2 separate regions of the Homo sapiens genome follow, and region 2 is linked to region 1. A link is an interaction called in ENCODE POLR2A ChIA-PET data of the cell type or tissue named here. Cell type or tissue: K562. All regions are shown on one strand. Links, peaks and the distances in the headings refer to the core of each region. The heading gives the core; the rest is flanking DNA. Region 1 has its middle 87 kb from the start of TOP3B. Region 2 has its middle 10 kb from the start of TOP3B.

Region 1 (2,912 bases), core at 275-2,774:
CTCCATGACTTCATTGTTAATACCCTACAGGAATTCTGTATGCGCTATGTCTTATCCATCTTCCTTGGGTAAATATTTAAATATAAATGAATCAAAACACATGGGCCACTTTCTAATCTTGATTGTTCAAAACTGAATTCCTCAAATTGAGGGGTATGATTTTCTTTATTGTCCTTGGTGCTCGTCTGCCAGTGTCTATCAATGGTAGAATCATGTAAACAGTCCCCTCCCCTATTTTGTTTCACTCTCTGAGGACGAGAGAGAAGTCTTGGCCTTCAACAGAAAATGGTCAAACTAGAAAGAGTAACACTTTTGAGCTCCTCAGTGAATGTGGCCTTGGAAAACCCCTTCACCTGGGCAGCAAAGGAAGAGGGAGAAAGACAGAGCCTGAACTGGTAGGAAGTCCTACCTCAAAAACATCAGTCAGTCCTCACATGGATGGCCAGGGCATTAAGGAGAACTAATTAAGTTAATTTCACATTCTCCATGACAAATGCTGTTGTCATCAGTAGGGACCTCTCCTCTCTTTTTCCATCCTCCTACCTGTTCTCACTGTCCCTGACTTACCCACAGTGAACTTTATGTTTTCACCTTTTATATCCCTATGCCTGGTCCTCTGCTGGCCTGTGCTGATCTTTTCATAAATATTTTTGAAATGAGAAGACGCATTTTCTTAAGTACCATGAAAGTCGACATCACATCCATCTTTCAGGGTCCTGCTCCCAGACTCTTCTGACTTATCTGTTCACTGTGCTGGGTTGGCAGGGAAAAGTCATCTGCAGCAGAAAAAGTGACAAAATGGAGATACATAGTGTGTCTTGGCCAAAAATCAGCCAACAGATGAGAGAGATCTAGGATTGTGAGAAGTTCTGCCGTTCCCCAGCACCTCACACTATTTGATGTCTCAATGTTTGTACATATCACTATATTTTCTAGAAGATGCACTACATCTAGAAATAGTGTTTGCTTTGTTTGTCCCCAAGCAGGACCCCACTCTCCACTCAGAGCCAGTTCACAGTTGCCTTCTTCCCTGGCCCCTGTGGAAGGAGCTGCTCAGGTGTTTGCTCCCAGAGCCCTCCGCATTTTCCCCTTACTGCGGCCTCCTCACAATGAACAATTGTCATGTTTTTCATTTCTCCTGTTCCTGTTATTCTAGAAATCCCTCAATCAAAAAGGATGGTTATGAATATAAGTTACCTGAGACAGAGCAGGGGTGTGGTCCATGGATGCTGTGACCTGACAGAGACCCAGCACTCAGGCCAACTCCACTCACATGATTCTGACTGAAAGACTGAAGTGTGCAGCAGGGGGAAATCTGGGTCTTTCCAAGCTCTGAACAGTGGTGCCCACATATCTGTTATCCCTGGGCAATGGAGCCTGCACTCACTGAGGAAGATACCACAGCTGTGTCTTCTCTGGGCTGGGTAGAGTCTCCTACTCACAGGTCTGTGGAAGGTGCAGGAGCTGCTTCCTCACTTACTCCTCCCGTGGGACAAACGCTGAATCTCACCCACCAACCCACCATATCTAAAGAATCATGCTCAGACTTCAGCTCTTCCTAGGGTGGAACAAAGATTACCAGGAGGATACACAAATTTGTGTGGACAGATCCTCCCTTTTCAGGCCACTGGAGAAGATAAAAGAGGCCTGAGTTAAGCAGCTTCCTCTGTGGGGCCACAGGAGGCGGTGTCCACCATGGCCTGGACCCCTCTGCTCCTCATGTTCCTCTCTCATTGCTCAGGTGAGAACTGGTTTTAGGTGTCTAGGGTTAGCTCCTTAGCTTGCGTCAGCCTCTCTGGCTCAGATCCCCAAGACATGTATCTCTAGTTCCTGCCCCAGCCCCCATGAGTGTCTGTGCTTGCAGGTTCCCTCTCCCAGCCTGTGCTGACTCAGATGACCTCACTCTCTGCATCTCCAGGAGCATGAGCCAGACTTACCTGCACCCTGAGCAGTGGCTTCAGAGTTGGTAACTTTGCAATATAGTGGTCAGCTGAAGCCAGGCAGCCGTCCCAGGTGTCTCCTGAGATACTACTCAGACTCAAATATCACTCAGCACCCTGGGGTTCCCATCCACTTCTCTGGATCCAATGATACATTAGCCAATGCAGGGATTCTGTACATTCCTGGGCTGAAGCCTGAGGGTGAGGCTATTACTGTTGTACGTGTCACAGCAGCTCCAAGTCAGCACTCCAGACCCACTGGGAGGTTACAAAAACCTCTTCTCTGATCTCCTGGCCTGGTGTAGTCACTCCTGCTGGTGGCTCTAATAAAGTCTATCTCACTGGGTGACTTATATTTTAGATCTTCAACCAGCACCTGATTCTTTTTTTCAGACAAGTAGATCTGAAAATGTGACTTTATTTTCTTCAATTCCACTTTCATATTGATTCATGCTCATACCTTCTCATTTCTTTCTGGTTTTCACAGGCAGAAATCCCTTGCTCAGAGACAAAAATTCTCTAAATTGAGACTTTGGAGGAGACCAAAAGAGAGTGGTTCGGGCCATGCCCGGCTCAGAGTCTAGGAGTGACTCAGAGATGCTTCTGGTCCCAGAGCTTCAATCTAGGCATTGGATACAATACCAGCATTCACAATGGAATTGTATTCTCTATATTAGCAACAAACCATCACAGATTTTGAAATAAAAAGAATATAATTTATAATAACATCAATATAAAATATTTAAGGGTAAATATTAAAAAATGGAAAGTCTTAAACTGAAAACTATAAAACGTTGAGAGTCATTACAAAAAAACCTTAAAATAACTGATATTCCTTGTTTGTAGTTGGAAAACTCAATGTGATTATAATTTTTATAATGACAATTCTTTCCAAAGTTATCTAAGGAATCATTGTAAGGTCTTCAGTAAAAATAGGTTTGCAGGGAATGAGGAGATAAAAAAATCTCAACA
Region 2 (2,912 bases), core at 106-2,605, 77 kb before region 1:
CAGTGTTTCAGGTCTAGGTGCTGCAGTGTCCCTGAGACTGCCCTCAGCAGGGTACCCAAGGGCCCAGGGATCATGTAGGACAAGTCGTTGACGCTCAGATCCAGCTTCTTCAGGCAGGTGGTATGATGGCTCCGGGACAAGTAGGTGATGTCAGTGTCCAGAAGCTTGCAGTTGCAGATCTCCAGGGAATGTAGTGGGACCCACAGACAGCTGAGGAGAGAAGGGTGGCTCTGTGAGGGGAGGGCCCAGGCACCCCACCCGGAACACCTATTTGTCCATGGAGGAGGCTAGTCCTATGGCCACCCCCTCATCAGGGAAGCCATTTACCAGCAGGGTCAGGAGCATGTCCTTTGGTGTCCCAAGGCCTGGCTCTCTCTCAACAGACCTACCAGGTCCTCCACGAACCCTTCTAACTCTAAGTTTCTCTTCGGTGAAAGGGAGATGCACATTATCCATACCTAATAAGACTGCTGAGAGGAGCCATTTGAAAGCGCTTATCTGATGAGAAGTAACCATAGGCTGAGGCCATTATTCCTCAGGTTTGGGTTTGGGGAAGCTGCTGCTCAGGCTTCCATTTAAGCCAGGGCTGGGGGTCCTGAATGCCCTATCTTGAAATTTCTAGGAGACGTGCACAGAGTGGATACTGATTGTCCTTCAGGGCTCTGTACCCACCTGTCTGGGGCAGTATGAGCTCAGAAGAAGAGGCATAACCTGTGCTGTGTCAGGATCTTTTCTTGGGGACCAGCATAACATTCAGCAGTGCCTGAAAATGTTTGTTGAGTAAATAAACATATTATTAGGAAAGGCGCAATGGCTCACACCTGTAATCCCAGCACTTTGGGAAGCCGCAGTGGGTGGATCACCTGAGGTCTGGAGTTCAAGACCAGTCTGGCCAACGTGGTGAAACCCCATCTCTACTAAAAATGGAAAAATTAGCCAGGCATGGTGGCCCATGCCTGTAATCCTAGCTACTTGGGAGGCTGAGGCAGGAGAATCACTTGAACCTGGGAGGCAGAGATTCCAGTAAGCCGAGATCATGCCACTGCACTCCAGCCTGGGTGACAGATACTCTGTCTCAAAAACAAAAAATTAAAAAATTAAATGAAATTCATGGAAGACCACTGTTTTGGACTAAGCTCCTGCACTAGACCTCAAAAGACCAGAGCAAACCAGAATGCAGTCACTCGTGCTAAGTGCCAGGTAATCAAACTGAACTTCGAAACTGGTCAGTTTTCCAAAAAACAGGAGATTCACACCAACCAATCAGAAGGGGCCCAGGATGATAAGGAAGTGCCCTCTGTTTTAACCCCATAAGGAAAGTAACCGTCAACTGACCAATCTGCTTTTTGTTTTGGCTTTTTTCATCACTTTTATGCTTATAAAGCCAGTCTCTTCTGCTCAGCTCATCAGAGCTCTTATTCTATTTTATAGAATGGGAGGCTGCCCCAATTTGTGAATCACAAACCTAAGCCAATTAGAAGGCCAGGCATGGTGGCTCATGCCTTTAATCTTAGTGCTTTGGGAGGCTGAGGTGGGAGGATGGCTTGAAGCCAGGAGCTCAAGACCAGCCTGGGCAGCAAAGCAAGACCTTGTCTCTCCAAAAAAGTTTTTAAAAAATTCGCAAGGTGTAGTGGTGCGCATCTGTAGTCTTAGCCGCTTAGGAGGCTGAGGCGGGAGGGTAGCTTGAGCACAGGAGTTTGAGACTGCAGTGAGATGTAATCGTGCCACTGCACTCTAGCCTGGGTGACAAAATGATGCCCTGTCTCTAAAGAGTAAAAAAAAGCCAATTAGATCTTTAAACTAAATTTGTTGTAATTTTTTTTTGAGACGGGGTCTCACTCTGTTGCCCATGCTGGAGTGCAGTGGCACAATCATGGCTCACTACAGCCTCAAACTCCTGGGCTCAAGCAATCCTCCTGCCTCGGCCTCCTGAGTAGCTGGGACTAAAGATGCACTATGCCCAGCTAATTTTTCTTTTTGTTTTTGTTTTGTTTTTGAGATGGAGTCTTGCTCTGTTGCCCAAGCTGGAGTGCAGTGGTGCAATCTTGGCTCACTATAACCTCCACCTTCTGGGTTCAAGAGATTCTCCTGCCTTAGCCTCCCGAGCAGCTAGGATTACAGACACATGCCACCATGTCCGGCTAATTTTTGTATTTTTAATAGAGATGGGGTTTCGCCATGTTGGCCAGGCTGGTCTCAAACTCTTAACCTCAAGTGATCCGCCTGCCTCTGCCTCCCAAAGTGCTGGGATTACAGGCATGAGCCACCGTGCTTGGCCTTAATTTTTGTATATTTATTTGTAGAAATGGGGTCTCACTTTGTTGCCCAGGCTGGTTTCCAACTTGGCCTCAAGTGAGCTTCCCACTTCAGCCTCCCAAAGTGGATTTTATTTTTTATAGCAACATGCATCTTTCCCCATCAAATATGTTTCCAAAGCAGATCCCAGCCATCAGCTGCATCTGAACCCTCAGTTCCCAGGCTGTGCCCACAATTCCATGAGCATCTAAGAATAAGCCCCATTTCCTGTCTTGTTCCCCTGACCTGACCTCACTTGGGAGTATTCAGAGGACTCTTCCGACGCCCCTGCCTACCCATTCACCTGAGTATGTAATGTAGTTTGCCTACGAGGTAGGAGTGAGACAGGTGCAGCTTCCGGAGGTGGCCCAGCATGGTGAGCTGGGAGAAGAAGTAGCTGGAGGGCCGCCTGACCCATGAGGAGAAGGCCCACTTGTAGTAGAAGAGCTTGAGGCTGCGCAGGTTGAAGATCCTTCCCAGCTGTATGGCAGATAGGTTTGGCTCTGCCAATACCAAGAAGTCTCTACACCAGTAAAACACCTCCAGCTCCTGGATGAAATCCAGCCTGAGTGTCTTCAGGATCCTCAGCAGACTGTCGACGGCCATCTTCTCAATGT

Evidence for each region. ChIA-PET counts read pairs that join two places held together with the same protein. Peaks named below come from ENCODE experiments on the same cell type or tissue, not always from the same donor. Only the 100,000 strongest peaks of a DNase experiment are listed, where the experiment ranks them.
Region 2: POLR2A ChIA-PET joins it to region 1 with 5 read pairs; 4 of 35 experiments call an interaction of 5 or more read pairs at or near these places.

What each region holds. Positions count from the first base shown.
Region 1 is chr22:22,068,530-22,071,441 of GRCh38, forward strand. It overlaps IGL and the pseudogene IGLVIV-65. Among named protein-coding and RNA genes, the nearest start is that of TOP3B, 87 kb to the left of the region's middle. In K562, for the core only: a CTCF peak has its summit at 1,682; a DNase peak (open chromatin) is centred at 1,690; H3K27me3 peaks cover 1,660 bases.
Region 2 is chr22:21,991,545-21,994,456 of GRCh38, forward strand. It overlaps the pseudogene PRAMENP. Among named protein-coding and RNA genes, the nearest start is that of TOP3B, 10 kb to the left of the region's middle. In K562, for the core only: no CTCF peak of the experiment used is centred there; DNase peaks (open chromatin) are centred at 267, 434 and 1,287.